2 separate regions of the Homo sapiens genome follow, and region 2 is linked to region 1. Evidence: chromatin loops called from intact Hi-C (ENCODE). Cell type or tissue: PC-3. All regions are shown on one strand. Each heading gives the region's core, and the rest is flanking DNA. Links, peaks and the distances in the headings are about the cores only. Region 1 holds the start of LOC124904732 (U7 small nuclear RNA). Region 2 has its middle 90 kb from the start of UBE2U.

What was found. A loop is a pair of places that touch in the nucleus more often than their neighbours do. Peaks named below come from ENCODE experiments on the same cell type or tissue, not always from the same donor. Only the 100,000 strongest peaks of a DNase experiment are listed, where the experiment ranks them.
Region 2: a loop joins it to region 1, with 4 times the contacts of the local background. A loop is called at or near these places in 1 of 110 quality-filtered maps.

What each region holds. Positions count from the first base shown.
Region 1 is chr1:64,378,687-64,395,368 of GRCh38, forward strand. LOC105378774 (a long non-coding RNA gene) reads left to right here. Exons shown (of 3, transcript XR_947460.4): 2 at 3,977-4,075; 3 at 4,634-4,885. It overlaps LOC124904732 (U7 small nuclear RNA), which reads right to left and starts at 5,773; the gene lies at 5,712-5,773. It also overlaps the pseudogene RNU7-62P. In PC-3, for the core only: no CTCF peak of the experiment used is centred there; no DNase peak of the experiment used is centred there.
Region 2 is chr1:64,285,081-64,301,762 of GRCh38, forward strand. No RefSeq gene overlaps it. Among named protein-coding and RNA genes, the nearest start is that of UBE2U, 90 kb to the left of the region's middle. In PC-3, for the core only: no CTCF peak of the experiment used is centred there; no DNase peak of the experiment used is centred there; H3K27ac peaks cover 386 bases.

The DNA.
Region 1 (16,682 bases), core at 5,833-10,832:
GTGAAACTGAGAAATCTAGCCCACTTCTTTCCTGAGACTTTATTCATATAATTAAACTTATTACAAGTCCTTACAACTTCTCTAAAAGTCCAAATTCCTTACTGACATTTCTCAGTTTAGACCTATAGTATTTTAGCCCATATCAACTTTTCTTTATTCTGCTCTGTAATTCTAAACCTGAGGGTCTACATACTACTTTTCCCAGAATTCCTTGACAACTGGCTGTTGTTGTTGTTGTTGTTATTTTTTGCCAGTAGAGGACACTGGCAGGACGTAGAAAATAAAAAGATGGAGAATCCATTCTTCCTCCTTCTTATCCGCTTCTAGAACTCCTCCGCAAGTGGCTGTATCCTTCCGCAACCCACATTATCTCCATAGTAGCGGCAACAGCCATGAGTTCTAGCATAGCCAAACAGCCTTTCTCTGCACATTTGGACTCCGGTAACACCAGATTCATCCTTTTGTCTCCCAGGCCTAAGAACTGTAGTCGCTTCATGCAGTTACTAAACTGTTGTTTACTAACCACTCCACCCCCTTTTTATTATAAATCTCTCTCTCTCATTCCCTTACCCATGTAACCAATTCCTTGTATTAAATTCCTTCTGTTTAAAATATCTAGAAATATTTCGGTTTTTTTTTTTTACTTGGATCCTGATTAACTCCAACCTACCTTTCTAGTCTTACCTCCTTCTTACCACTAAAATCAAACACTACCTCTTACACTGACCCACATATTATATGCTCCAGTCATACTGTACTTGCTCCCCTTTCACCTAAGTCATATGCCACTTTTAAAAAAAAATCAGGAACAACTTGGATCAAACAAAACTAACCTTTCAGATTTACCACAGGAAGAAAGAATATTGCCATGATAGAGTCTTTGTATTATCAATCCACCTTCTGTTAATAATTTTGAAAGTTTTGTTTTCAGATTAAGAATTTGTGGGGCTGGGGCTGGGGAAGACTGAGGATATAGTTACTTTTAGTCGTAGAGAAATAAAATTACATTTGCACCTGTGAATACTTAATGAAAATCGTACTTGCACCATCCCACATCAAATTAATTTCTTTTTTCTCTTTCCATTGCTCTCCCTTACCTTTGAATTTTAACATAGACTTTGGCATAATAAACTTACTGTTCCTCAGTTTAATTACTCAAGAAAAAGACCTAAGTTCTATGACCTGGTAGTTGGTAATTTTGCTTTGATGTGAATTTGATCATGAATTCTTTGCAGATGGTGCAAAACCAGAATGGCTTATTGATGAGTGAGGCTGGCAGAGCGGTGCCTCCTACATTTCTCTATAGGAGGGACTTAGAGGATACAATCTGGCTTTTAGGGCTTGCTTGGCCAACATTACGTTAACTTTGATCAAGAAAAATAGCAACATTTTCTTAAGATACATGTATTCATTCTTTATATTAGAATCAGAGAATGTCAATTGTCCATATCAAATAATTCTTTTTATTGTTATTGTTATTAATTGAATGTCGTGGAAGGGGACATTTAGAAAGGGAAGTATTTGCTCTCTACTGCTATTACTGCTAGCTGACCGCAAGACCAGAATCTGAGCTCAATGTGGCTCTGTTGTTCTCTTCTCATTACCAAGTATATAGTAGCTTTAAGGATGTAACAAAAATATTCTGTGTGAGAAGAAATCCAACTGACAGTGCTGATGATAAAGAGACAGTGCTGCAATAGACAGAACTAAAGTCTGAGAAAGTGAAAGTATTCACATTTGAGGATTAGCAACTGTTTCAGATACATCACCTGTGAATGTCAAGAAACTACTCTAAAATGTAGATTGCAGAAAATTTGGAAAGAGGAGGGGCACACCCATAATCCCATAATTCCAAAACAGCAAGATGAACATTTTGGAATATATATTTCCAGCTGGTTGGTTTTCTATGTTTTGAATACTGAGGTGATAGTATCCTACCTTTTTTATCGAACATATCAATAAAAAACTGCCAACAGATAACTTTTAACAGACCTATTCCACTGTGTTGAAGTAATACAATTTACTTAATAATTGTCCTAATCAACTATGAATTTTCTAATTTTATTACCATCATAAATAACACTATAGTGACCATTTTATAAATGAATTTAACTGAAATTTCACAATCTTAGGGATATGTGTGTATATATGTATATCTGTGAACACATACATGTACATAGATATACATACATATGTGTATGTGTATGCATATAAGTGGAACTATTAAAAGATTGTGAATATTTTAAAATGTATTAATTCATATTACAAAATGCTTTCCAGAGAGATTAGTCTAATTTGTATCCCCAGTAGCTGTATAAGAGAGTATTTATCTCACTATACTCTTGCTAATATTGAGTATTATCACTTTTAATAATTAGATCTTAGTGATGATACGACAGAAAAATCTAATTCATTCTGATCTAAATCTGCTTTGCAATGTTTTAATAACTATTTGTTGAATAAACTGTTCTTTCACCACTGATTTATCTCTTTTATTCTTAAATGATTGTATAGAATACAGTCTTTATGGACTCTTCCTGTCCTATCTGTCTAATTTTTGTACAGATACCACAAACACTTATTTACTGTAATTTCATAATGTGTTTTGCTCTCTGATAGCACGTCATTAGTCTTTTTAGCATAGTTCTAAGCTAATTTCACCTTTTTAGAACACTTTTGGTTTTACTTCTGCTATAGCACATTGTGTTTTACCTTAAATTATGGCTGCATAACTTATCTCCCAGAAGAAACAGAAAACTCATTGAAGGTGGAGATTTTAAAATCTTTTTTACTGTGTCCCTTTCCAAATCACAGTTATTTACTCAAAAAAATATAGCAAAACCTTTCAACTGCAGGCAAATGGTTTGTTAGAATCAACTTCAAAACAGTCCGTATTCTCTTCCTTTCTGAATTTCCTGGAATCTTGAAGAAGCTCCTTCATCACCTCTATTTCACATCCCTCAATCACACCAGTCATATCCAACAATTCCTTAAGCAAGAACATAAAGAACTGATAATTGCTTCTGAGGGTAATTTGTTCGACACACTGACCTATATATATCGAACCCACTAATAAGCACTATTGAAAGACAAACTAATAGATCATTATTATTATACAGGCTAAATGGAGATATAGCTAAATAGTAATGAATTTTATTTGGTAATTGCCCACATAAGAGAAAAAATTATCATTTAAAAGAACTGTAGTTACTAATTAGTTACTAACTCTACCTGTCTTCTGTGACTTTTATTGTCTCTAAAAATAGTACAGATGTTCATTGGAGACATTCACAAACCAAATAAGTGGCCCTTTATTTGTTTAAGAAATTAATTTGATCAAAGAAGTAGTTTCTAAATCAAAGTATTCTTTGGAAACACCTAATGATTTAAAACATAGATTCCTTGATACCATATAGAAAGTTTGACTTCATAAAGCCAGGGTTGGAACCAGGAATCTGTTTTGGTTTTTTTCCTTTTTAAACTCCCTAGATGATTCTAATATAGCTGTTTGGGAACTACTAGGTTAGAACATGTTATTAATGAGGCTGAGATCATTGCAATACATTTATTCTATTTTATGTATTATTATTATTATTATTATTGAGAAAGGATATGGCTCTGTTGTCCAGACTGGAGTGCAGTGGTGTGATCATGGCTCACTGCAACCTCAAATTCCTGGACTCAAGCGATCCTCTCACCTCAGCCTCCTGAGTGGCTAGGACTACAAGTGTGCACCACCATGCCCAGCTAATTTTTGTTTTTTTTGTAGAGACAGGGTTTTGCCATGTTGCCTAGGCTCGTTCGCTCTATTTTTTTAAGACATAAATATTCTACAAGATTCCATTCAAAATCATTAGGTGTTATAGGGGGCCCAGAGGAGTTGATTCCCAGGTAACTTGACATTTTCATAGAAGTGACAAGAAAAATAGACAAGGGGCATCCATGCCGGAATCATTTATCTTTCAAATCTTCATAGGATGTACTTTTAACTCTTGGATCAGAACAGCATGCCTGGGACTGGTCTTCATGTAAGAAGCGGAGGGAATTCCAGATTGAATTGAAGGACACCAGACAGGTACCATCCCTTGCCATCCACTCCCACTCCACCAGCCTTTTTGGCAAATTATCTCCCCTATTGCCATTATAACAGAAATCTTATATTTAAAACTTGATTCCTTCCAGTTACTCCCTAATTATTCTATTCACTCTATATCATAACTGAACATCCATAATTACTAGACAGGATGCTAATCTCTGGCAAGAGGGCCATAAGCAACTCAATCTCGATCCTCGGGGAGTTGAAATCCAGAGTGGGATGCAGCCCTCTTCATCTATAACACAGCAATGATATGTGCAGTGAAAGAAGAGGGCTCTGAACCCAGATGAGAAGGTGAAATGAAGTGAGGACCCACAGGCACACCATATTAATTGTGCTCCGCTTTATTGCGCTTCATTATATTGCAATTCACAGATACTGCATTTCTTTACAAATTAAAGGTTTGTGGCAACGCTGCGCTGAGCGGGTCTATTGGCACCATTTTTCCAACAACATATACTCAATTCATGTCTCTGTCATATTTTGGCAATTCTCACGATATTTCAAACTTGTTCATTATTATTATATCTGTTACAGTGATCTGTGATCAACGATCTCCGATGTTTCTGTGGTAATTGTTTTGGGCAGCATAGACCACACCTATATAAGATGGTGAACTTAACTGATCAATGCTGGATGGGTTCTGACTGATCCACCGACCGACTTCCCCCTCTTTCTTCCTTTCCTCAGGCCTCCCTATTACCTAAGATACAAAAATATTGAAATTAGGCCAATTAATAACCTACAATGGCCTCTAAGCATTCAAGTGAAAGAGCCACACATCCCTCATTTTATTATTTATTTATTTATTTATTTTTTGAGACAAAGAGTCTCGCTCTGTCACCCAAGCTGGAGTGCAGTGGCACGACCTTGGCTCACTGCAACCTCCGCCTCCCCAGTTCAAGCGATTCTCCTGCCTCAGCCTCCTGAGTATCTGGCACCCGCCACCATGCCAGGCTAATTTTTGTATTTTTAGTAGAGAGGATTTCACCACATTGGCCAGGCTGATCTCAAACTCCGAACCTCGAGTGATCCACCTGCTTCAGCCTCTCAAAATGCTGGGATTACAGGCATGAACTACCATGCCTGGCCTCATCTCTCATTTTAAATCAAAAACTAGAAATGATTAAGCTTTGTGAGAAAGGCGTGTCAAAAGCTGAGATAGGCTGAAAGCTAGGCCTCTTGCATCTAGCAGCCAACTTGTGAATGCAAAGAAAAAGATCTTGAATGAAATTAAAAGTGCTACTTCAGTGAACACGTGAATGATAAGAAAGAGAAACAGCATAATTGCTGATATAGAGAAAGTTTGAGTGGTCTGGGTAGAAGATCAAACCAGCCACAACATTCCCTTAAGCCAAAGCCTAATCTAGAGCAAGGGCCTAACTCTCTTCAATTCTATGAAGGCTGAGAGAGGTGAGGAAGCTGCAGAAGAAGCTTGAAGCTAGCAGAGGTTGGTTCATGAGGTTAGAAGAAAGAAGCCATTTCCATGACAGAAAAGGTGAAGTAGCAAGTGCTATTGTAAAAACTGCAACAAGTTGTCTTGAAGATCTAGCTAAGGTCATTGATGAAGGTGGCTACACTAAACAGATTTTCCTCTTTTTTTCCCCCCCTTCATGGGGGTTTTTGGATGAAAACCAGAAAACCTGCTAGACAAATTCTAAAAGAGCTATAACACTAACAAAGATTTTCAGGGTAGGCAAAGCAGTCTTCTATTGAAAGAAGATGTCATCTAGGATTTTCATAGCTAAAGAGGAAAAGTCCATGCCTGGCTTCACAGCTTCAAAGGACAGGCTGACTCTCTTGTTAGAGGCTAATGCAGCTGGTGACTTTAAATTGAAATCAGTGCTCATTTGCCATTCTGAAAATCCTAGAGCCCTTCAGAATTATGCTAAATCTACTCTGCCTGTGCTCTAGAAATGGAACAGCAAAGCCTGGATGATAGCACATCTGTTTATGGTATGGTTTAATGAATATTTTAAGCCCACTGTTGAGACCTACAGTTAAAAAGAAAAAAGATTTATTTCAAAATATTACTGACCATTGGCAATGCACCTGGTCAGCCAAGAGTTCTGATGGAGATATGCAAGAAGATTAATGCTGTTTTTGTGTTTTTGGAGACAGTCTCACTCTGTCACCCAGGCAGGAGTGTAGTGGTACAATCTCGGCTCACTGCAACCTCCACCTCCCAGGTTCAAGCAATCGTCTTGCCTCAGCCCCCCAAGTAGCTGGGATTACATGTGCATGCTACCACACCTGACTAATTTGTGTGTTTTTAGTAGAGACAGGGTTTCGCCATGTTGGACAGGCTAGTCTCAAACTCCTGACATCAGGTGATCCACCTGCCTCAGCTTTCCAAAGTGCTGGGATTACGGGCGTGAGTCACCGTGCCTGACCTAATGTTTTTATGCCCACTAACACAACGTCCATTCTGCAGCCTATAGACCAAGAAGTACGTTTTACTTGCAAGTCTTATTATTTAAGAAATTCACTTCATAAGGTTGTAGCTGTCATAGTGATTCCGCTGATGGACAAAGTAAATTAAAACCAAAGCATTCGCCATTCCTTTTTTTTTTTTCCCAAAGCAAAGCAGCAAAAGTTTATTACACACAGTATTACACTCTCAAAGGGGAGAGTGAACTGTGAACTCACCTCTGCAAAATGAGATCAGCCCAGTCTGGTGTAGCTTGTGTCTTTTTATACGTTTTTTTTTTTCTCTTCTCTTCCCTAGCTGTCTAATCTCTAGCCAGTTCTGTCTTTTGATTGATAGGTGGGTTGCTTCATTACTTTGGCCCTTGTGCACTTATGTATTGCCTCTATCCCATAATTTTAAGTACATGCATGATATGTAGTCCATATGCATGACCCTTGAATAGCTAATTACCATATGGGGTCATTTTAAGAATACTTTTTCTCTCTAATGTGCATGCCCATCTCTGGGAAGCTACCCCTGACAGGTTTGGAACGGATCTAGCCAGCCATGGGGGCTCCTTACTCACTTCTTTTTTTTTAAAATCTTCAGCTTTTATTTTAAGTTCAGGGGTAATGAGCAGGATGCGCAGATTTGTTACATAGGTAAACATTTGCCACATTTGTTTGCTGCACAGATCATTCCATCACCTAGGTATTAAGCCCAGCATCCACTAGCTATTCTTCCTGATGCTCTCCCTCCCCACCCGCAAAGGGCCCCAGTGTGTGTTGTACCTCCCATGGGTTCTCATCATTCAGCTCCCATTTATAAGTGAGAACATGCAGTGTTTGGTTTTCTTTCTTTCTTTTTTTTTTTTTTTTTTTTTTTTTTAAGATGGAGTCTTGCTCTGTTGCCCAGGCTGGAGTGCAGTGGCACAATCTCGACTCACTGCAAGCTCCACCTCCTAGGTTCATGCCATTCTCCTGCCTCAGCCTCCCGAGTAGCTGGGACTACAGGCGCCTGCCACCATGCCCGGCTAATTTTTTGTATTTTTAGTAGAGATGGGGTTTCACCATGTTAGCCAGGATGGTCTCGATCTCCTGACCTCGAGATCCGCCCACCTCTACCTCCTAAAGTGCTGGGATTACAGGCGTGAGCCACTGCAGCCGGCCCAATGTTTGGTTTTCTGTTCCTATGTTAGTTTGCTAAGGATAATGACCTCCACCTCCATCCATGCCCCTGCAAAGAGCATGATCTTGTTCCTTTTTATGGCTGCATAGTATTTCGTGGCGATTGACCATTCTTGATGCCGTTAAGAACATTTAGGATTCATGGGAGGAGGTCAAAATGTGAACATTAACAGGAGTTTGAAAGAAGCTGATTCCAGCCCTCACGGATGACTTTGAGAGGCTCAAGACTTCCATGGAGGAAGTAATTGTAGATGTGGTGAACATAGCAAAAGAAATGTGGAGCTTGAAGATGGGGCTAAACTGTTGTAATCTCATGATAAAACTTGCTCACACCTGTAATCCCAGCACTTTGGGAGGCTGAGGCAGGTGGATCACCTGAGGTCAGGAGTGCGAGATCCAGCCTGGCCAACATGGTGAAACCCCGTCTCTACTAAAAATACAAAAACACAAAAATTAGCCGGGCATGGTGGCAGATGCCTGTAATCCCAGCTACTCAGGAGGCTGAGGCAGGAGAATTGCTTGAACCCGGGAGGCAAGGTTACAGTGAGCCGAGATCGTGCCACTGCACTCCAGCCTGGGTGACAGAGTGAGACTCCATCTAAGAAAAAAAAAGCTTGAACAGATGAGGAGTTGCTCCCTATGGATGTGCAAAGCAAGTGGTCTCTTGAGATGGAATCTACTCCTGGTGAAGATGCTATAAACATTGGTGCAATGACAACAAGGGATTTAGAATATTACGTAAACTTAGTTGATAAAGCAGCATTAGGGTTTAAGAGGACTGACTCCAATTTTGGAAGAAGTCGCACTGAGGGTAAAACGCTATCAAACAGCATCACATGCTACAGAGAAATCTTTCACGAAAGGGAAAGTCATTTGATCTGGCAAACTGAATTGCTGTATTATTTTAATAAATTGTCACAGCTATCCCATCCTTCAGCCGCCACCACCCTGATCATTCAGCAGCCATCAACATCAAGGCAAGACCCTCCACCAGAAAAAGATTGCAACTCACTGAAGGCTCAGATGGTCATTAGCATTTTTTAGCAATAAAGTATTTTAAAATTAAGGGATATATATTGTTTTTTAGACATAATGCTATTTCACAGTTAATATACTACAGTATTATGTAAACATAACTTTTATATGCACTGGGAAACCAAAAATTCTTGTGACTCACTTTATTACAATATGCACTTTCCTGCAGTGTTCTGAAACTGAACTGGAAGTATCTCCAAGGTATGCCTGTAACAGCCCTGCTGTTAAAGTTTTCAAAATTCTGGCCACCTTGTCTGGCAGTCAGTAAGGTTGTCACTGCACACAAAAACAATACAGTTTGCTTGATGCTGTTGTCATTGCTACTGCAGTTCAAGGGTCCAGGAGTAAGTGGGCCAAAATCTCAGCTATTGTCTCTTTTTGGTTCCCATTTTCCAAGGCTGTCTGGCTACAACCTCCAGACCAAAGCCCTGTGACCAGGCAAATGGCCAGAAGCTGCTGGGATAGGCCAATTATGTTTTTATGAGGGCACCGTGCTGCATGAATTTAAGAGCTGGACTTGAAGAAGGGAGTAGGAGCGAGAGGGTCTGGAGCAGGAAGAAGTCTTTGAGATGATGAGGGCAGGGTCAATAGAGAACATCAAATTGCAGCAGGTCACCAGGGTGGTGGTGTGACAGGAAGAGTGAGATAATCAAGTCTTCTCTGACACCACTGAATGTTAGGGATGGATGTCTGTCTGGTGACAGCCTGCCCTGAACTGTTCTGAATCCTTCTCTGTTAGCCATTTTCTAGGTTTCTGACCTCCAAAAGATTTGCAAAACTAGACTGTAATCAATTCCATTGTCTTCTCCAGAAATGTAACCAATATATCACTTTGCTGTAATATGATATTAATGTTACTATCCCAGACCATACTGTATTTTTCTTGGGCATCCTTATCTGCATAAACATTCTGAGCTGCCTTTTTATCTGACCCAGATGGTCTATAATAATTTCCTATTAGTCTTAGTTTCCTTTTATCTTTTATTTCCATCCAAACATATTTTGTCCCACTGCCAACTTATTTATTATGTGACATTCTTTCTCCCTTCAGACACAATATCCGCCTTGACCCATGTTGGCATAATTCCCCCTAGCCTGTTGTGTCTATCTCTTGCATAAACTTTCCATATCCAAATTATTCCAAGTCTGTTTCTTGTTTTAGCCCCTCCTTAGTAATCCTTGTTACATAATGTGTCTATTATATCTCTTGGTTTTGTTTTCTTTTAGTTCACTTCTTACCATGCATGTGAAAGTCATTTGTAAGGGGAGCTGTTTAGCATTTACTTTTATTTTTTCTTTGGTTTCTTTTGGGTTCTGGCTCCATCCCTGGAGTTCTTTTAATCTCCGACCCTCCTCTCTCTCCCAAGCCCTCTTCATTTCCCCATAACATGTTAGTTTATACCTTCTTCTCAGATGTACGCAATTTTTACCATTATGGCTTTGTGTATTGCTGTGTGGTTTTGCAGAAAAAGCTGGCTGTCCTTCAGTAACTTTCCAGCTCCCACCATTCATCTGTTTAGCAGGAGCTCCATTCAAAACCAGTTTTTTTTGTTTTTTGTTTGTTTGTTTGTTTTTGTTTGTTTTTATTATACTTTAAGTTCTAGGGTACATGTGCACAATGTGCAGGTTTGTTACATATGTATACATGTGCCATGCCGGTGTGCTGCATCCATTAACTTGTCATTTACGTTAGGTGTACCTCCTAATGCTATCCCTCCCCGCTCCCCACACCCCACAACAGGCCCTGGTGTGTGATGTTCCCCTTCCTGTGTCCAAGTGTTCTCATTGTTCAATTCCCACCCGTGAGTGAGAACATGTGGTGTTTGGTTTTTTGTCCTTGCAATAGTTTGCTGAGAATGATGGTTTCCAGCTTCATCCACGTCCCTACAAAAGACATAAGCTCATCATTTTTTATGGCTGCATAGTATTCCATGGTGTATATGTGCCACATTTTCTTAATCCAGTCTATCATTGTTGGACATTTGGGTTGGTTCCAAATCTTTGCTATTGTGAGTAGTGCCGCAATAAACATATGTGTGCCTGTGTCTTTGCAGCAGCATGATTTATATTCCTTTGGGTATATACCCAGTAATGGGATGGCTGGGTCAAATGGTATTTCTAGTTCTAGATCCCTGAAGAATTGCCACACTGTCTTCCACAATGGTTGAACTAGTTTACAGTCCCACCAACAGTGTAAAAGCCTTCCTATTTCTCCACATCCTCTCCAGCACCTGTTGTTTCCTGACTTTTTAATGATTGCCATTCTAACTGGTGTGAGATGATATCTCATTGTGGTCAAAACCAGTTTTATTCCAATCATTATCATGAGCCTAGAGCCTGAAGGAAGTCTGATAGAGACTTTTAAAAGTGCAACAATCTTGTTTTATGTTTTCATGAGACTTCAACAGTCTACAAAAAGTCCAGATCAATTGGTTGAAATGAATATTATTTTAATCAACTGCCTATTTAGTCTATAAGGAGTCAAATAGTTTGAACTGTATTCTCATTAAATTCTCTTTTTTTTTTTTTTTTTTTTGAGACAGAGTCTCTCTCTGTCGCCCAGGCTGGAGTGCAGTGGCGCGATCTCGGCTCACTGCAAGTTCCATCTCCTGGGTTCACGCCATTCTCCTGTCTCTGCCTCCCAAGTAGCTGGGACTACAGGCACCCACCACCACGCCTGGCTAATTTTTTGTATTTTTAGTAGAGACAGGGTTTCACCGTGTTAGCCAGGATGGTCTCAATCTCCTGACCTCGTGATCCGCCACCTTGGCCTCCCAAAGTGCTGGGATTACAGGCGTGAGCCACTGTGCCCAGCCTTAAATTCTTAACTCTATTTCCCCACTCCCTCACTTAATGGCCCTTTTGTTCTTGTTTGTGCATGCAGGTCTATGTGAGAGTTTACATCACCTATCTACTTCCTTCACATTTCTGGAAAAGCTATCAAATAGGACATCACAGATATACCTGTACTTCCTATGTCCTTTAATACAGACAACAGTGGGGAGGGGTCATAGCAGAAGGAGGTTAGATAGAGCAGTTGGCATAACTGAAAGTCTAGCGGCAACTCTTAACTATTTTCCAGAAATGTAAATTTCCTTAGGGAGCAGCTGTGACCTCAGTCATCTTTGTTAATCAGCCTCCCTGGGGCTCAGTTGAAAATAGAGACAATATTAATAATATCTACTCAATGGGACTTTTATAAGGATATGTTTAAAATACTCTCTAGGAAGAAACATTCTATTAATGATGGTCTAAATAACAACAAAACATGACTGTGAAAGTCATCCGGTTATCATTCAGTAAATTTTTGTGCCAGGGAACTAATGAGTAATTCAACAACCTTAAGAAGAAAGTAAATTTTTCCTATGGGAGGAATTTAGTGCCTAGGAGAATCCAGATGAACATAATTAGCAGAAATCATTGTTTAAAGTACCTGAAGGCAAAGTTACCCATGCTGAGATCCCATCCTGACAACAGTATGGTTCCAAGTTCAGAGGGGACAGAAACCAGGAGAAGAGACTCTGGTTTAAACATTCCACTGTTTAGACTCATTTTTGTTTAGGTCAACAAAATTTCCAAAACTATTCCCATTATTAAAAATCATTGAGCCAATTGCATTTTCACTGCATTCAGAACATGAAATTTAAAGGGAAAGAAATCTTCAAGTTTATGTTTTTTGGATTAGGAACACAGATTTGGGAGTCATGCTGCCTCCATGAAAGTAACAGCAGAAATATTTGCTGGCTGTGTGATTTTAGGCAAGTTACTTAACCTCCTTGAGCTTCCATTTTCTCAGATGTAAAATAGGGAAAATAATAGTACCTATCTAATAAGGCAGCTTGAGGGTTCTCCTGATGCTTGGCACACAGGAAGCACTCAGTAAAAGCTTTTTGTTATCATTACTTTATTTTTTAATTTTTATTATTTTTCTAAATTGTTAACTTTTGTGGGTATATATTTGTGGGTCACATGAGACATTTTGATACAGGCATGCAATGCATAATAATCACATCATGGAAAATGGGATATCCATCCCCTTAAGCATTTATCTTTTGTGTTACAAACAATCCAATTATATGATTTTAGTTGTTTTAAAATGTACAATTGAATTATTATGAATATAGTCACCCAGTTGTGCTACCAAATACTAAGTCTTATTCTTCTTTCTATTTTTTCTACCCATTAACCATCCCACCTCCCTTCCAACCCCCATTAGCATTATTTTAGAAAGCTGAAGTCCAAAGAGAATGTCATTTGCCCAAAGTCTCACAAATATACTCTGCAAAGAACGAAGTCAATGTTCACCCAGTTAATGTCAATTATCTTGGCTTTTACCACCACTCTGCTATGTCCTCAATATGTGCTCTTTGTGTTCACCTTCTTCTCTTACCATTTTGTCACATCTAGTAGTCTTTTATCATTATGTAAATTATTCATGGAAGAGAGAATAGTTATTATTTCAAGAAGATCCTTTGGCCATGAGTATAAGCCATTGACCTGGGTAAACAAGTTTGCCATTTTTACAGGTGACTGTCATGTGTTCTCTTAGCTGCTAGTCACCATTGCTCTCTTACCTTTCAGATGGTAAGCTCATTGAGGCAGGGTCCATGTCTTATTTATATGTGCAGACCCCTGAGCCTTGCCAACTTCTAGCCATTACCTATGTCTTCAAAATATGCTAGAAACTCAGCAGTAGTATAGCAATCATACATATTACAAAATGCCTAGCATTTTTATTATACATATTAACTCCTTTATTTCTCACTACCACACATTTACAGTTGAGAACACCCAGGCTCAAAAGAGGTTAAATAACCTGTCCAAGGTCGCACTACTCATAACTGCCTAGCAGGAACACAAGCCAAGAGTGACTGACACCACATCTTCATTAGCATAAGAAAAGGTGGGGGCGGGGAATTCACACACTGACTACCTATTCAGACAGTTTAATCTGATTAAAAATTCACTTCTACTAGAATACACACACACACACACACACACACACATTTTATGACAGAAGTACAACCTTCATGTGGCTCAATTTATCTCAAGGATAGGCAAGCCCATTTGCTGACAAAGAATTAACTATTTCTTTACCAACATCATTTATTCATTTCTTTTTCTCAGATAGTGGGTTCTGGCTGATTTTGAAGCACAAGAAATCAGCTCAACTTCAGCCTAGGATAGTGTGTGTTTAATTCAATCCATAGCACTATTTAATTATAGAAGAATCAAAGCTATCTTTGTTGTGACATTTTTTCTCTCTTCAAACATTCTGTCTGTTTTGATCCATCTTGGATTCATGTTGGGGTTAGGTTTAGAAACTGTCAAAAACACTTTTAACAAGCTTGTTATAAACCACTACTCCGAGAGAATCAGCTGAGTAAATTAATGTTTCAACACAAGAAAATATTCTGAGATATTTTTAGTGTTTGAAAACAAGACCTGGAAAGCTATGACAAAACAGAGGTAAACAAAGCATAATGAATTCATTGCAAATGTATTTACATCTGAAATAATTAATAATATGTATATTTTGTGAACCATCGTTACCTTTTTCACTAGCCATACTTTATGACTTTGTGTAATTATATAAAAGATTTCTCAAAATCTTGAAGTCTATTCAAACATTGAGGCTAAGGGATTATGTATCACAGGAGTAATGAGAACTCTAGAAAAATAACTTGACAACAAAAAGTCCTTATAGTTATATATTAAATATCAAGAAAATCAATGGGAAATCTTTGTTATTTGTGATTAAAAAACATACATGGTTAATTTTCATGTTACTGTAGAGCTTTGCCTCAACATGACCAGTCGCCATGTGAGTTATTTTGTTTTGCAACCTGGATATTAAACATTCCAGAGTCTTCAGCTTTCTTATCAGCACAGAAAAGGCAATTTATAGCACAGTACCTTTATAAGCAAAGACATTTTATGTAAGTAATTTGCTACAGAATTCTCTCTCAAAGCTGATTTGATTCTTAAAGAGAATTCTTCATTGTAAATTCTTGATTCTACAAGTATGAAAAAAAAATCAGGCTATTATCACTCTTGAAGACAGACCTTCTATTTCTAATTTCATATTTTCCTTCCCAAAGTGGGGTTTATATTATTCTATTTCCACTATTTTGACATGACTTTAGGACATTAATGGGTTGGGCAAGGCCACCAGGATTTTATTTGTCAGAGATTGTGCTGTTTTTGCAGAATTGTTCAAAAGGACACTGAAATGGGTTACATCTCTAACAGGGTGAAGGAGACCCTAGTATAGAAGAATTAATGGGATCCCAGAAAAAAAGAGAGCTTAGGTCCCACAGAAGGGCTATAATCAATCCCTACGAAAATCTAGTACTCCCAGATTCCTGAGCCTTTAGGCCTCAGCAAAGTGGATGGAATGCAAAACCTAGTCCTCATACTATGGCTCAGAGAAATGAAAGAAACTGGCATTAGAGAAGATGGGAAGAGTGACAAAGTACAAATGTAAAGAAAGAGAGAAAGAGCATGGTAAGTATGTAAATACATGACATCACAAAAAAAAAGAAAAAGAAAGAAGAAAGAAAAAGAAAGAAAGGAAAGAAAAGAAAGAAAGGAAAGAAAGAAAGAAAGAGAGAAAGAAAGAAAAGAAAGAAAGACAGACTATATCATGCAAAAGAGAAAAACATATGTAGCATTCTTGAGAAAATATAGCACAAGCAACGTGAATAAACGTGCCATAGTGCTTTATGTCAGCAAAGGATTTGATAAGACTATGAGTTTAATAAAAGAAGAGTTCAGTGACAATATGACACACAATAAAAAATGAAGAAAATGCAAAGCTAAGTAGACAGATTAAGAAACCAAATCATACCATTAGAAACCCAACAAGAGAAAAAGTAAAAAGAAAATTAATGTAATATTAAAACACTTTAAATCATCAACATGAATGTAAAAGAACAAGGCAAAGAGATTAAGGTAACTAGAAGAAAATGATAGATATGAAAGATAATGAAGATCTGACATGATAATAATTGAGATAATGATAATAGAACCTGTCAAATAAAACATTAAAAATAGTCAGGAATATAATGCAATACATGTTTCCTGAAATAAAGAAAAAATTAAATTTAATTCTATTGAATCCCTAAAAAAACTGATACAGACCAAGTTATATAAAAACAATTCCAGGTGAAATCATAAAAATTCTAGAATTCCCTGTGAATTTGGACATCCCCCCAGTCTCCACCCTGCCCCAGTGTGGAGGGTCTACAAACGAGGAAAAAAAAAAACACATCATCCTACTTTATGGCTAGCAGCACTGAATGCTAGAAGACAATGGGATGATGTCTCTAATGTTCTGTGGGAAAGAAAAAATATTATACCCAGCCAAATGATGATTCAAGGATAAGGGCAACATAGAAGTACTTCCATGTTCTAAAGCTCAGAAGTACTTAAGGGATACAGCACATGACTCGAAAATCCACCAAATGCAGGAGCCACAGTAGAAGAGGCACCTATGATCATTGTAATCATTTAAATAAAGAATAATGTTTAAACAACCAGAAGGATTATGACTACAAAACAAAAAAGTAAATTTGCAAACTCTGACTAGGTTAAAATAAATCTACAGATGGGGAGGAAGGGTAAGAAAAATTATAAGAGAGCTCATTTCCGCATCTTTCTTAGCAAGTAGTCAATCCATCTTGGCTAAAACTGTAACATGTAGGTAAGAAAATAAATGACTCTCCCCTCTTAAAGGTTATTACTTTCTGGCTACCTAGTCACTTGTCCAACCGTCATTCCATCCATCCATCTTCTTACATATATGCATATAGATAGATCTTAAATAATGACATTCATCAAATGTTAACATTACTTATTTTTGGATGATGAAATTTGGGGTGATTTACAGCTTTCCTCTTTTGCTCCTCTGTATTGCTTGAATTTTTAAAAAGTGATCATTATCACTGTACTA
Region 2 (16,682 bases), core at 4,532-9,531, 95 kb before region 1:
ACAAAATATGTCAGTAACTATAGTCACCATGATGTACGATAGATTTCTTGAACTTAGTCCCCCTCTCTACCTGAAGTTCTGTACCTTTTGATCCACATCCCCTCAGGTGCCCCCAACCCCTAGCATCTGGTGACTGCCATTCCGCTCTCAGCTTCTGAGTTCAGCTTTTTTAGATTGCCATGAAAATGAGATCATGCAGCATTTGACTTTCTGTGCCTGGCTTATTTCACTTTTCTTTTCTTTTCTTTTCTTTTCTTTTTTTTGAGACAGAGTTTCACTCTCGTTGCCCAGGCTGGAGTGCAGTGGCACGATTTCTGCTCGCTGCAACCTCTGCCTCCCAGGTTCAAGTGATTCTCCTGCCTCAGCCTCCCAAGTATCTGGAATTACAGGCATGTGCCACCACCCCTGGCTAATCTTTGTATTTTTAGTAGAGATGGGGTTTCACCATGCTGGCCAGGCTGGTCTCAAACTCCTGACATCTGGTGATCCACCCGCCTTGGCGTGCCAAAGTGCTGTACAGGCTTGAGCCACCATGCCCAGCCTTCACTTATGTTCTTTATGTCCGTTTATGTTGTTTTAAATGACAAGATTTCTTTCTTTTTTAAGGCTGAATGGTATTCCATTGTGTATGTATCCCACATTTTCTTCATTCATTCATCCCTTGATAAACACTTAGGTTGATTTTAAATCTTGGCTATTGTGGCTAGTGCTGTAATGAACATCGGAGTGCAGATCTCCTCAACAAACTGATTTCATATCCTTTAAATATATACCCAGGAATTCCTGGATTACATGGTGGTTCTATTTTTAGCGTTTTGAGGAAACTCCATACTGTTTTCCCTAATCGCTGTACTAATTTCTATTCCCTCCAACAGTATACAAGGATTTTCTTTTCTCCACATCCTTGTCAACATTTGTTATCTTCAGTCTTCTTAATTGTAGCCATTGTGAGAGGTGAGAGGGGTGATACCTCATTGTGGCTTTAATGGGCAAGAAATGTGTATTTTTAACAAGTGCCCAGGGTGAGTCTTATAAATGGGTAAGTTTGAAGAATACGGAATTAGATAACACTCACTTATTCAAGAAATGATCATTGAGCACCATCTATCTTGTTGAATGCTGGAAAACAGAGGAATTATTAATAGATCCATCTAATGAGTGTGTATGCTCCAAAAGATTGAGAACAGAGAACTAACTGGCATGGGAGCCTGAATGAATGTCTCTTTGTCAGGAAGGGGCAGTCATCACGTCCAGTGGCCGTGCCACAGAGTGGTGAGAGCATGGGCTCTGGGCCACACGCCTGGGTTTGACTTCTAGCTGTGCCACTGCCTGACTGTGTAACCAGGATGCCTTATTTAACCCAAGTGTACCTCATTTGTTATAAAATGGAAATGGTAATAAGTCTTCTAGGTTGCTGTGAGGTTTGGATTCATACAAGTATTCAATAAATGCTATTACTATTATTGTATTTTACAGTGCCTACTGTCTAGAGTGCTTTCACAAGCATGGATTCATTTGATCCTCACAATAACGTTGAGAGATAGGCATTATTATAAATCTCATTTTACAAAGGGATGAGACAATTGAAGCTAAAAGAGATCAAGAAATCCAAACAAGCTAATCATAGTTGAAGCTTGAACCCAGGTCTCTAAACACCACGTACTCTACTTTCTCTTATGACAAAATGAGGGAAACAGATTACAGAAGAAGCCTTGAGTACCAATTTTACAAAGTTAAACTTTATTCTGCATCTCTTAGGAAACACTTAAGCAGAAGACAGACATGTTGAAATTAGTGATGTGGAAAGTTGAATCTTCTGGGGGTACATGGAAAATTGATACCAGCGAGGACCTTGAGAGAGAGAGCTCAGCAGTTGATTCTGAGGGTAAACAGGGCTTTACAGGATGAGGTTGGAGAGTGCAAATGGAAATAGAGAGACAGAGACTGAAAAGAAAAGGAAATGTGCACTAATAAGCAATGACAGTTGATATACAAAATGCTTGCAATGTGATTGTTGAACGTTCAAAATTACAGCTGCTGTTTTTACTTCTAATTTTTAGGATCAAAAACTGAGAAAGTTATATATATTATCTTGTTTATTCTGCACGCTTGAGTACTCTTTCTACAACTTTGCCTAGAGCTTTATATTTGCCAAGTTCTGTAGTCATTATTATTTATTGTTTCTCACTTCAAGGGCCCAAGGTCTCAGCACTCAACTCTAAAAAGTGATATTAGAATGCCTTAGGGACCTGACTGCGGAGAAAGCTTTTCAGCATCCTAAGCATAAATATTTTCCAAGTAAAAGCATTGATTGGGAAGCTTGAATGGATAAAATTAACTGCTGCAATCTTAAAGATGTCTGGTTCACATCCTGGATAAAAAGGGAAGAAGCTTTATGGAGCCTATTAATGTCAATATCAAATGACATGAAACAGCATTAAGCTAACCTCCTCTCCAAAAGCTCATCTATTCAGTTATCTACTATTCCTTAGTGTGGTTCAGTGTCCAAAAAGGTTCCCCATTGTACAACCAGGTGGGAGTCATATGCTGCCTGCCTCCTTGTCAAGTAATGGATGTGATTTCAAGAGAGATTAAATTGATAGCTAAAGGTCACATGGCTAGTAAGTTACAGAGCCAATATTCAAACCAAGTCCTCATATCGATCTTTATTGCTCTTTTAGGCTTTCTGAGAAACTTGGCATTGAAAAATAATTTTTAAATAAAGTAAAAATGTTTAATTTCCATCATTTAAAATAATGATGAAAAAACTCAAATAGCTGAGAAGTGCTCAAATCAGAGAGCAAAATCACCCTCCCACGCCCCTCAGAGATAATCACCAGTCCAAGCTGATGACATCCTACCATCTAATGTGTGTAAGCATGTGTACATGTAAATCTATGTAATGTTCTCTTTGAAAAAAATAAGAAGGACCATTCTATTCATGTACTTCTACAACCTACTATTTTTTTCCTCAACACCAGATCCCAGGCAGCATTAACATAGAGATCTGCCTTGTTTGCTTTCAAAACCGTTTTCCAATACAACAAAATCTATTTAACTAATTCCCTATTGATGGGCATTAAAATACTTCTGTAACTATTGTGTGGCCATATTTCTTTGTAAACTAGTACTGTTATGGTGGAAACTCCTAGAAATTCGGTTGCTGGAGCAAAGGGAATATTTATGTTTTATTTTGATGGATATTTCCAAGTGTCAATTAGCTATCTAAAATAATTCATCCTCCAACGGAGTATAATCCTAGTTCTCCATATCCTCACCATTATGAAGTATTATTAATCTTTTCAATTTTTGCAGTATGATAAGTAATATGTTCATTTATTCATTCATTTATTCAATCAACACATATGTACTGAGTGCCTACCAAGTGCCAGGTACATTTTAGTTCCTCCAGATACTTCAGGGTAAAATACTAAGTTTGTTTCCACACAGATATTAATTTTGTTTTAGAGGTAAAAGGTAATAAATGTAATAACAAATATATACTGTGTATATAACAGATCAGGTGGTAATAAGAGTTATAAAGAAAAATACAACTAGATAAGCTTTGAAATTGTTCCAAACACTTACATAGTTTGCTACATGAGTGACAAGTTTTGCTATGATAAGAATTTGAAGTGTAATCTCCTTCCCCTTGACAATGTTATGTCACACATTATCAGACCTCATCCATTAGTTACTGACCTTAACTCATCCATGAATTACTGACTCCAAAATACATATAAACTCAAGAGCTTGGCAGACATTGAATGCTCAGCCTGTGGCAGTATACACTCTATCAGTCACTTCTTCAAGATTGCTGGCTCAGGCTGTAACAAGGCCGTGCTTAGTTAGCCTTTGAGCTTAAAGCCTCCTCAGCTGACACTAGCACTGCCCTCTAGCATCGCGAGACCTTAGGTGCCTTCATGGATCTCTCCTGTGTTGGTCAAGTCATCTCTCTTGAGAACCTGTCCTTTGACAGTATGCCTCAAATTTCACTTAGACTTTGCTTTCCACAGAGGCCCTGCTTCTATCCTAATTGAGCAACTAGACTAATAACTGGGCTCTAACAAAATTGGAACTCACTCTGTGGTTAATGTACGTCATCTATCAAGTGTATTCCCTCTAGATTTGTTCTCATTATTCTTCCCTTCTTTAGGTGATTCAAAAAGAAACAAAATATCTTTGTATGGCAATACTCTTTGTGATTTGTGAAATCATACTTTGATTATCCCTTATTTTAACTATACAAAATAGAGTGATAGGAAATTCAGGGAAAGAGGGCTGGAGCTTAGCAGACTGTGCACAGGACGCCTCTCTCATCTTAGACACTTGAACAGAAACCTGAAGAAAAAGAATGGTCCAAGCATATGTCTATGGGAAGAGCCTTCCTGGCCTAGAGAAGAGCAGGAAAGAAAACCATGGGGCAGGAGTCTATTCATGTGTTTTATAATAGAACAAGGAGAAGGCCCACATGGCTGAGGCAGAATGAACACAGTGAGGTCAGTGGCAGGAGGTCATGTAAAAACCCTGTACATTTTTAAATTTTAAACAAGTGAAATGAAAACCTTTGGAATGTTTTGAGCTGAGGTAGGACATGATCTGACATAGTTTAAAGGATCCCTCCAGCTGCTGGGTAGTGAATAGGCTGCAGAGGCAAAGCTGTGAGTTGAGTTAGGAGACTAGTGTAAAAATCTAAGGGAAGGATGGTAATGGCTTCAACCAGGGTAGTAGCAGTGAAGATGAGGACAGTGGTCAGATATTTTGAATGCAGAATTTACAAGATTTCTAATGGTTTGGATATAGGATATGAGAAAAATAGGCAAGTCAAGAATGACCCCAAGGTTTTTGACCTGAACAACTAAAAAGATAGAATTTTTGTTTACTGAGATAGGGATTGCAGGAGGAACAGGTTGGGAATTGGGGAGAAATGAAGTTTAGCTTGGGTCATGGTAAGTTTGGGAGAAGATGAAAAATATGGTGGGCCAGATGGCCTCAGAGTTTCTCTTTGGGTTGCCTGGTGACGCAAGTGGCACAATCGACCCCCATTCCTGAACAGGGGAGTCAGGGTTCTAGGTGCTACTATTAGTACAACACCCCTTTTCTCAATGAAGTAGGAAAAAATAAAAGGAAAAGGTACTAATTGTCCAACTAGGAGAAAGGAAGGGTAACTGCTGGAATAGAGAAATGTAGTAATAGGATTACTATGTTACTCTTATTCTCATTGTTTGCATTAGTAGTGAAATTCAGTATCATGTGTGAGTGTGTGTGTGTGTGTAATAATTACACCTTAGGACTGACCTAGACAATTGTTTGTGTTTTATCTACCTCTAATTATCTGCTTCTAGGAATAAAGCATCTTTGATTTAAACTTTTTATAATATTACTATTCTCTTTTAATAAAAGTATAATTTGCTTATTTCAACATTTCAGACTATCGCTATTTAGTTGCCTCTTCTTTACTAGGAAGATTTTACTGTATTCTGTCTTTACTACATCTTCCAGTCCAGACTAAGGGGGATGGCAGACAGACTGATGTAACCAGTGAGCAACTTCTCTTATCTACCAATTGCAACCCTTAAAATATATAAGACCTATAATGGTCTGTCATATACTGTCCTGAGCCTCACTTCAGGGGTGATTATGTTTTTAATGAACCTGGTCATTTGTACAGCCCTCAGCACTTTCTATGTGAGAGGTGCCAGAGAAAAATAAAACCTAGTTCCTGCCCTCATTTGACTTACAGTTTAAGAAAGGAAAGAGGCTCATAAACATGAGTATACTAAAATGAGGAAAATACAATTAGCATATTATGGAAACATAGAGGAGGAAAACCTAATTGATTCTGGTACAGTCTGTAAAGCTTCCAATAGGAAGTAGAATAGCCAAGTCTTAAAGATGATAGGAGGTTGTCTGGTTAAATAGGACAAAAATACATTTCAGGCAGAGAAGACAACTTAGGCAAAGGTGAGAAACTATGTGAAGTGCATGAGGAACTGCAAGTGCCAATGTACTGTGGGAGCTCAAGGATGAGAATGGCAAACATAAAGCCAAAGTTTCTGGCAAAAACCACCAGAGATGGAAGACCTCATCTACTAGGTCCAGGAACTTGGACTTCATCCAGGGCTTGAGAAGCCGGTAAAATGATTTGGATGTGACATAAGCAGGTCAGCCTTCCCTGACAGGACAAATGCATATGTTCTTGGACTTAACATTTGCTTTAGTGAGTTTGGGCTGCTGTAGCAAAATACCATAGACTGTATGGCTTGAATAACAGGCATTTATTCTCATAGTCCTCGATGCTGGGAAATCCAAGATCAAAGTGCTGACAGATTAGGCACCTGCTGAGGACCCTCTTCCTAGTTCATAGATGGCCACCTTCTTGCTGTATCCTCACATGGTGGAGAGAGAGGGCTCTGGTCTCTTCTTCTTTTATAAGGGCATGAATCCTATCATGGGGCTTTACCCTCATGGAGACAAACTTAATTATCTCCCAAAGGTTCCCAGTGGGTCCCAAATGTCCCACTTCGAAATACCATCACATTGGAAATTAGGGCTTCAACACATGAATTTTGGAGAAACAAAAATTCAGTCCATAGCATTACTTAAAGAGAACTCACTAATGCCCTGTCCTTTCATGTTATATACAAAAAGCAGAATAATACAAAGAATTGAGTGAAAGACTTGGAGCCTGACTCTCCTTCTTATTTGTTATATAATCTTAGGGTAGTCAAAAACTCTGAACCACAATGTTCTGTAAAACTGAGATAACAATCTTCATATACTTCATGGATTTTTGTGGGATCTAAATGAATAAGAATGGAACATAAAAGTCCTTTGTAAACTGTATTAGTTCGTTCTCACACTGCTGTAAAGATACTACATGATACTTGGGAATTTATGAAGAAAAGAGGTTTAATTGACTCACAGTTCTGCATGGCTATGGAGGCCTCAGGAAACTTACAATCATGGCAAAAGGGGAAGGGGAAGCAGGGTACATATTACGTGGTGGCAGTGTGTTGGTGGTGGACGGGGTGGGGGCGGGCAGGGGAAATGCCAAGCACTTTTAAAGCATCAGATTTCATGAGAACAACAGTATGGGGGAAGCCACCACATGATCTAATTACTTCCCACCAGGTTTCTCCTTAACACATGAGGATTACAATTCAAGATGAGATTTGGGTAGGGACACAGAGCCAAACCATATCATGAACCATAAAAGCATAATTGAAATGAAAGTTATTATATTTTCATAGGTGCCCATATATCAATACCATTTTTGTATGCATTTGTCTCTATCATACTATGAGATTACAGAACCATTTATCTACCTTTGTATCCTCATGTGCTGCATCTTGTTCTGTCTTCACTGAATAGGTGCTTAAATAATGTTTATCGAATTAAATCAATGTTGGTGGTCACTTATCCTCCTTGTTGCTAAATTTTATAATGTGTGTATAAGAAAAATACTTGGCTCATTGAAGGATAAGTCTAGTTAGTCATATACAGAACAATACTCAGATGTTTTCAGGGAAAATGAGTCATATGCATTTGTTTGTTTGGCTTTCTGCTTAGAATTAATTCTCTCCCTTTTTCAAAAAACCTAGAGACATATTGCACAATTAAACAAAATATTAAAGGACAATTAACATCAAAACAAAATTAGTCCCATTAAGATGAACAAAGGTCCCCAAAGAGCAGAGGAATATTATTAAGCACCTGAAATAGGTTAGTTACTACATTGAAAGCAATTAGTGCTGAAAGCATTAATATTTTTCTTTGTTTTATTTCTTCCTTAGTGAACAGTAGTTTTCAGGGAGGGGGAACCATTGTTTCATCTCACGTGCTAGAATCTCAGATTTGTCTTTGTTCTAAGCATTCATCAATTAAATCTCTATATTCCACAGCAACTATGTATAACATGTTTGAGACTTCCCATTCCTGGCCCTGAACATGTCATCTCCTTTGGTAACAAGCTATACTCATTCCTGAAGCAATAGTGCCTTAAAGTCATGGTATGATAATTGTTAAAGCACTGCAGAATTCCCTTGGAAAAGCATATTAGAGCCTTATTAAAACCACATTATTTTATCATGATTTCCAGTAAGAGGACTAGGAAATGAATTACTGAGTAACTTCTTGTTAACACAAAAGAAGCCTGTCACACTATATTATATAGTTTAAGATATTAATTATAGGCTTTTCAAATAGAGTATACAATGATGCTCTCCAATACAAATGCCCCACTACCCAAGAATGGTCATAGGCTTCTTGAGTGTTAGTGTCTGCAGAAAGATGTACTTCCCAGTTAGGCTCTTCACAAATTATTTATACATAAATGAGATTTACACAAAGTTGTTATAATAAATATATGCATATGTGCAGGGCCTGGTATGTTTCTATGGATGGGAACCAATGAGATTTCAGTCTGCTTAACATTTCCAAGGATCAACTTCGTATTGGCACAAGTAAAAAACTCGTGAAAAGAAAAGAAGCCAACAGCTATAGAGAACCCACCAGCACAGCATATACATCTGATTTACTCTTCAAAACTACTTACTCAGTGTATTAGTCTGTTCTCGCATTGCTATAAAGAAATACTTGAGACTGGGTAATCTATAAAGAAAAGAGGTTTAATTGGCTTATGGTTCTGCAGGTTGTACAGGAAGCATGATGCTGGCATCTGCTCAGCTTCTGGGGAGGCCTCAGGAAACTTACAATCATGACAGGGGCAGAAAGCAGAGGGGGAGCAGGCACATCACACAGTGAAAGCAGGCACAAGACAAAGAGAAGGCAAGGTGCTGCACTTTCAAACAGCCAGATCTTGTGAGAAGTCACAGCACCAAGTGGGTGGTGCTAAACCATTCATAAGAAGTCTACCTCCATTATCAAATCACCTCCAAGCAGGCCCCACCTCCAACACTGTGGATTGAATTTCAACATGAAATGTAGGTGGGGCAAATATCCAAACTATCTCACTCAGCAACCTATTTTTAGAGACAAAGAAACTGAAGCACAGAGGGCTTAAAAAATTGGCCTTCGGCCGGGCACGGTGGCTCACGCCTGTAATCCTAGCACTTTGGGAGGCTGAGGTGGGTGGATCACCTGAGGTCAGGAGTTTGAGACCAGACTGACCAACATGGAGAAACCTCATCTCTACTAAAAGTACAAAATTAGCTGGGCATGGTAGCACACACCTGTAATCCAAGCTACTCAGGAGGCTGAGGCAGGAGAATCGCTTGGCAGAGGTTGCAGTGAGCCGAGATCACGCCATTGCACTCCAGCCTGGGCAACAAGAGTGAAACTCTGTCTCAAAAAAAAAAAAAAAATATTGACTTCCTTAGGGACAAAGTTGAGAAATTCAGCTTGATCTCTGTCTGATTCCAAGGAACATCCTTTCTCCAGCTTTTATACTGCAACACATCCTTTACCCATGATGCTTGGAGGGAGAGGTATATAAGATCAGTTTCCCCTTTAGGCACAGAGAATTAAAAATGGAAGTATTTTTAAAATATGTTGCTTTTCTACCTTAATAAACAGGATATATTGAACTTAGTTTAACCTTTTTTTTTAACTGGAAGACCATTTTGCTTATTACACTGTAGATGTAGATTGACTGGAACGTCATGCAGACCTCATGGTGAGCCTGGACTATGAAGACAAAAGCAACATCTTACAGAAGGTTAAGAGATAGAAAGATCCTGGGGCCCTGAGGACTTCACAAAGAAGAGCCCCTATAACTGCTCCTAGGTTTACACAAAAGAGAAATGGCTATACCAGGGGTTGGCAACTATTTTCTGTAAAAGATCAGATGGTAAATATTTTAGGCTTTGCAGCCCACACAATCTCTATCACAGCTACCACCTCTACAACAGCTACAGACGATTCATAAAAGAACGGGTGTGGCTATATTCCAATAAAAATTTATTTACAAAAACAGGTGGTGGGCCAGATTTGTTCCCAAAACCATGGTTTGCTGACTCCTGATCTATGTAATCGAAAGCATGTTATTTTAGGTCTGTCAAAGCAGTTGAATCTATATTCTGAGTTATTTAAGTGCTAATCTGAGGTTTGTTAAACCTGTTTTTCTTACCATCTGGTTGCTATCTTGCCATTTTTTTCCTCATAAAAGTAGAGAGAAATTTCAGTTGCATGACTTTTGTGTAGAGTAATATGACCATCCTTCCGTAAAATTATTCACTGAATGAAAGATCAAAGTAGCTTGTTCTTTCACTCAAAGGAATCATCATCTTCACAGTCCTTATCAGTTTCTTTTTTAATTTTGGCAGAACTCAAGCATTGTGGTTTTTCAGTATCAGAATCCCCTTTACAAGCTTGTCAGCTCCAACCCGTTTTCTTTTATTTATTTTATAAACATTTTTAGGCACACATACATCAGGCACTGGGCTAATCCTCTTTCTTTCACTTACTGCTCTGTAAAGTGAGATTAATTTTCATGGGTAAAATTTTACCCCTTATGGATTTTTTTAAAGAATTTGCCCTAAAACCATCAGAGCCATTTTTGGAACTGTATTATTAAGACTTCCCATCTTAGGTAACATTTATAGTGTCTAGTTATTTGAACCTCTTTGGTTATATCCAAGTTCATTCTGGTAATCTGAGAATCTAAGATTTCTGTGTATATATTTGAGGTTTTATTGTAAGACAGAACTAATAGATGGCTTTATGAGGGAATACATGAGTCATGTATGTGGAATCTTTCTACAATTAAAATTAAATTAACTGTGGTTATAATGGAGTAACTTGCAGCAACACAATCAAGATAAGGAAAAAAAAGCTATATTAAAAAATATTCATGAAGCCATAAGAGTTGAAGAGGCATCCAGGATATGAAGGATCAAGATCCTAGAAAGAAGGAAATATTACTGACTTGAACCTGACAATTGATCAGGACTTTTTCCTATTTGCTAAATATTGAAGAGTGAGTTGAGAGGCTAAGAAGATGGGTGGAAGACAGCTAAACATAGAAAGAGAATACAACAGAGCTTCCAACAATGTCATGAGACTGAAGAAGTAAAAGTTGGGTTCACGTGTCTATGGGAATTAACACCTGAGGAGCTCAAAGCCACATGGAAAGGGTAGATGGGAGTGCTTCTCTTCTCTGTTCCCCTCACTCCTCTGACATTCTGCTGACTGCTAAACTGTTGGGGAGCCCCTGTGCCCTCATGACCCAGGGCAATACTGTCAGTGGCAATTTGAGGATTTCCCAAGGGCAGAACCAGGTGTCCAGCCCACTCTGGTGGGTTCACACACCCCTCAGACCCAAACTGAGATGGTAGGTGCTATAGTGGTGGTGCCACTGCCCCACCTGGGGATTTTAAACCCTTAAGCCACCACACCACCAGATTCCCCACAAACATACCCCGCAACCTGCTCTGACTTTGGCAAGCATGGCAGGGCCCTGGGGAGTTGTGGGACCCGTGGAGATCTAACCTTTGGTGTGCGCTGTCCCTAAGGGAGGAAGGAGTGCAGCTCACCAAAGCCCCCTTGAAACAAAGGAAATGTGAACGCAACACCAACCACTGAAGGTGGCAATACCAAAGTCCAGGAACAGATGCAGGGCGGGGTCATCTCCTGCCTCCACCCCCATACGCTATTGTGGGTGCAGCAGTGGTTCTTCCTGCTGGGGACAGTGAACATGCACTCAAAGAAAGCACTTTCCACACTTTTTGCGTGGCTCCACCCCTGCTGAAATGTCTGCCTGGACTTCCATGAAGAATGAAGCCCAACTCCCACTCCGTACATAAAGCAGCAGTACCCCAACAACAGAGGACAGACTACAGAGTTGTGAGCCCTGGAGGAAGAGGCTCTGCCCCAAGCCCCATATTAGTAGTAGCCCTCAGAGTCGTGTACCCATGGCTCCTGGCCACATTGCAGCTGGGAATCAAAAGACAAAGCCTTTATAAACAGGTCATGAGCCCTGTGACAGTGTCATAATAGGAAAGCAGATCGTGTTCCTACCAGCTCAGGACAAAGAGCTGGTGCATCCCTCATCCTTACCCTGAGACCTTAGTGCACCCCATCATCATCCCTTCCTACCACCCTAGTCAGAACAGGTGCTTCCACTCAGCACTGGCCTTCATGCTAGCTCTTACTGTTAAGTGTCTGGACTGCAGCCTGAACTGCACCACCAAACAAAAAAGCCTGCTATCACAAGGGCTTTGTGCTAATCCATGAGATAAGCCTCCTGAGACCTCTACACCCTCAACCCTGCAGGAGATAGTGTGTCAGCCCTTACATCAAATACATTGCTACAAGCAGCATCTGAGAAAGGAACACATACAGAGCCTTGGCTCTCTGAAAACAACCAGAAGCAAAGCCAAACAAGCACACACCATACAACATACACCATATACAATATACACCTTAGTCATACCCTGAAGGGAAGAAATAATTTAAAAATTTTAAAAGCCCAATCAAATGATAGCAAATTCAGAGATAAGAAGTGGCAGCTTCCTCAGGTGAAAAGGAATCTATGCAAGAACTCAAACTGTATAAAAAGCCAGAGTGATTCAATACCTCCAAAGGATCACACTACCTCTCTAGCAATGAATCCTCACCAGACTGAAATGTCTGAGATGACAGAAAAAGAATTCAAAATATGGATTACAAGGAAAGTCAACAAGATCCAACACAAAATTGAAGCCCAATACAAAGAAATCAGAAAAATTATTCAGATTATGAAAGACGAGATAGCTATATTAAGAAAAAACAAATAAAGTGTCTGTAATTGAAAAGCTTACTATAGGAATTTCAAAGTACAGTTTGAAGCTAGAGCAATAGACTAGACCAAGCAGAAGAAAGAATTTCAGAACTTGAAGATCAGTCTTTCAAATTAACCCAGTAAGACAAAAATAATTTTTAAAAGGACAAAGCCTTTGAGAAATATGGGATTATATAAAGTGACTGAACCTATAACTTAATGGTATTCCTGAGAGAGAAGAAAAAGCAACTTGGAGAACATATTTGAGGGAATAATTCAGGAAAATTTCCCTAATCTTGCTAGAGAGATCAACATCTGGATATGAGAAATTCAGAGAGCTTCTGTGAGATACTATTCAAGATGACCATCCCCAAGACATATAGTCATCAGACTATCCAAAGTCAATGCAAAAGAAAAACTCTTAAAGGCAGCTAGAGAAAAGGGCCAAATGACATGAAAAGGAAATCCCATCAGACTAACAGCAGACTTCTCAGCAGAAACCTTACAAGCCAGAGGAGATTGGGGGCATATTTTTAGCTTTCTTTAAAAAAAAAATGCCAGCCAAGAATTTCATATCCCTAAGCTTCATAAATGAAGCTTCATAAACTGAGCTTCATAAATGAAGAAGAAATAAAGTCTTTTCCAGGCAAGCAAACACTAAGAAAATTTGTCACTACCAGACCAGTCCTATATGAAATGCTCAAAGAAGTTCTAAACATGGAAACAAATAAATAATACTTGCTGCCATAAAAGCACACATAAATACAAAGCCCACAGACCCTATAAAGCAATTACACAATTAAGACTACAAAGCAACTAGCTATCAACACTATGACAGGAACAAAACCTCACATATAAATATTAACCTAGAACATAAATGGCCAAAATGCTCCACTTAAAAGACATAGAGTGACAAACCCAATTAGAAAAAAACAAGGTGGAATCTTCTGCTGCCTTTAAGAGACTCATCTCACATGTAATTACATCCATAGGCTCAAAGTAAAGAGATGGAGAAAGTTTTATCATGCAAATAGAAAACAAAAGAGAACAAAGGTTTCTATTCCTGTGTCAGATAAAACAGATTTTAAACAAACAATAGTTTATTTTATTTATATATATATTTTTTATTATACTTTAAGTTCTAGGGTACATATGCACAACGTGCAGGTTTGTTACGTATGTATACATGTGCCATGTTGGTGTGCTGCACCCATTAACTCGTCATTTGCATTAGGTATATCTCCTAATGCTATCCCTCCCCGCTTCCCCCACCCCACAACAGGCCCTGGTGTGTGATGTTCCCCTTCCTGTGTCCAAGTGTTCTCATTGTTCAATTCCCACCTATGAGTGAGAACATGCAGTGTTTGGTTTTCTGTCCTTGTGATAGTTTGCTGAGAATGATGTAAACCAACAACAGTTTAAAAAAAAAAAAAAGACAAAGAAGGGCATTATGTAATAATAAAGAGTTCAATGCAACAAAAAGATTTTTTATTTGAAATGGAGTCTCTGTTGCCCAGGCTGGAGTGCAGTGGCAGAATCACAGTTCACTGCAGCCTTAACTACCCAGGCTCAAGTGATCTTCCAACCTAAGCCTCCTAGTAGCTGAGACCACAGGCACAGGACAGCATGCCCAGAAAATTTTTTTAAATTATTTGTAGAGATGAGATCTCACTATGTTGTCTAGGCTGGTCTCAAGCTCCTGGGCTTAAGCTACCCTCCAGCATTAGCCCCGCAAAGTGCTGGGATTACAGACGTGAGTCACTGTGCCTGGTCCAAGGAGATTTAACTATTCTAAATATGTGTGCACCCAACATCAGAGCACCAAGATTTATAAAACAAATAAGACTAGACCTAAGAAAAGAGATAGCCATATAATAGTGGAGGACTTTAACATTCCACCAACACCATTAGACAGATCATCAAGGCAGAAAACTAACAAACTCTGGACTTGAATTCAGCACTTTACCAAATAGACCTAATAAACAGACATCTATAGAATTATCCACCCAACAATCAAAGAAGATAAATTCTTCTCATCTGCACATAGAACATTCTCTAAGATTGACCACGTTTGGTCATAAAGCAAATCCCAATAAATTCAATAAGATTGAAATCATCTCAAACATCTTCTCTCGACTGCAGTGAAATAAAATTAGAAATTAATGCCAAGAGGAACTCTCAAAACCACACAAATACATGGAAACTAAACAACTTGCTCTTGAATGATTTTTGGGGAAACAATGAAATTAAGGCAGAAATCAAACAATTCCTTGAAACAAATGAAAGTAGAGACACAACATACCAAAACCTTTGGGATATAACAACAGCAGGGTTAAGAGGAAAGTTTATGGTGCTAGATGCCTACATAAAAAAGAAAGAAAAAATTAACAACCTAATGTTGCACCTAAAGGAGCTAGAAAAACAAGAACAAACTAAATGCAAACCTAGCAGAAGAAAAGAACTAAGACCAGAGCAATATGAAATGAAATTGAGACCAAAAAAACAAAAACAAAAACAAACAAACAAAAAAACATAGAATCTTTGAAAAAGAAAGTCGGTTATTTGAAAGCACAAACAAGATTGAAAAACTGGTAGCTAAATTAATCAAGAAAAAAACAGGGAAGATCCAAATAAGCACGATCAGAAATGACAAAGGTGACATTACAACTGATACTACAGATATACAAATGATCCTCAGAGACTACTATGAACATCTCTATGTGCACAAACTAGGACATGGATAGGTTTCTGGAAACACACAAACTCCCAAGATTGAAGCAGGAAGAAATTGAATTGAAGTTTTTTTCTGAGACAGTGTCTCACTCTGTCGCCCAGGCTGGGGTGCAGTGGTGCAATCTTAGCTCACTGCAACCTCTGCCTCCTGGGCTCAAGCGACCCTCCCACCTCAGCCTCCTGAGTAGCTGGGATTACAGGAGTGCGCCACCATGCCTGGCTAATTTCTGTAGCCAGGTTGAGATAATTTCTGTACCCAGTTTGCAGCTATTGCTGAGATATTATTAGAGCCTGAAATGCATATATTAGAAATAAAGGGTGAAAACAATCAATAATCTAATTTTTAACTTTAAGAATATAAAGGGGCTGGGAGAGGGATAGCATTAGGAGAAATACCTAATGTAAATGACGAGGTGATGGGTGCAGCAAACCAACATGGCACATGTATACCTATGTAACAAACCTGCATGTTGTGCACATGTACACTAGAACTTAAAGTATAATAATAATAAAAAAGAATATAAAAACACAACAAAGTAAACCTAAAGAAAATAGAAGACAATAATAATAATCAGAGAATGGATTAAATAGAAAACAAATGCAAAATAGAGAAAATCAAGAAAACCAAATATTCTTTGAAAACCTTTAGCAATGTGATCAAGAAAAGAAAAAGACAAATTACAAAATCTGAAATGAAAAGGGGATCATTACAAATTCAGTAGACATTAAAAAGATAATATGATAAGTACTTGATGCCAACAAAGTAGACATTTTAAATAAAATGGCCGACATCTTTGAAAAACACAGCCTAGCAAACTGGCACAAGAGGAAATAAAAAATCTGAATAGTTCTATTCCTAATAAAGAAATTAATTTTTTACTTAGAAACATTCTCACAATTAAATATACAGGCCCAGCTGGCTTCACTGGTAAATTCTTCAATTATTAAAGGAAGAAATTATCCCATTTTGCACCAAGTTTCCTATATAACAATAATAAAGGGGAATACTTTCCAACTCATCTTATGATGCCAACATAGCCTTGAGATAAACAACTACAAGAACATTACTTATAAGATAGGAAAATTCAGGCCAATCTCTCTCCTGAACATAAATATAAAAAATCTTAAAATGTTAGCAGATCAAATCCAGCAACATATTAAAAGTATGTCATTATCAAATCAGATTTATTCCAGGATTGTGAAGGTGGTTTAATATTGAAAATCAATG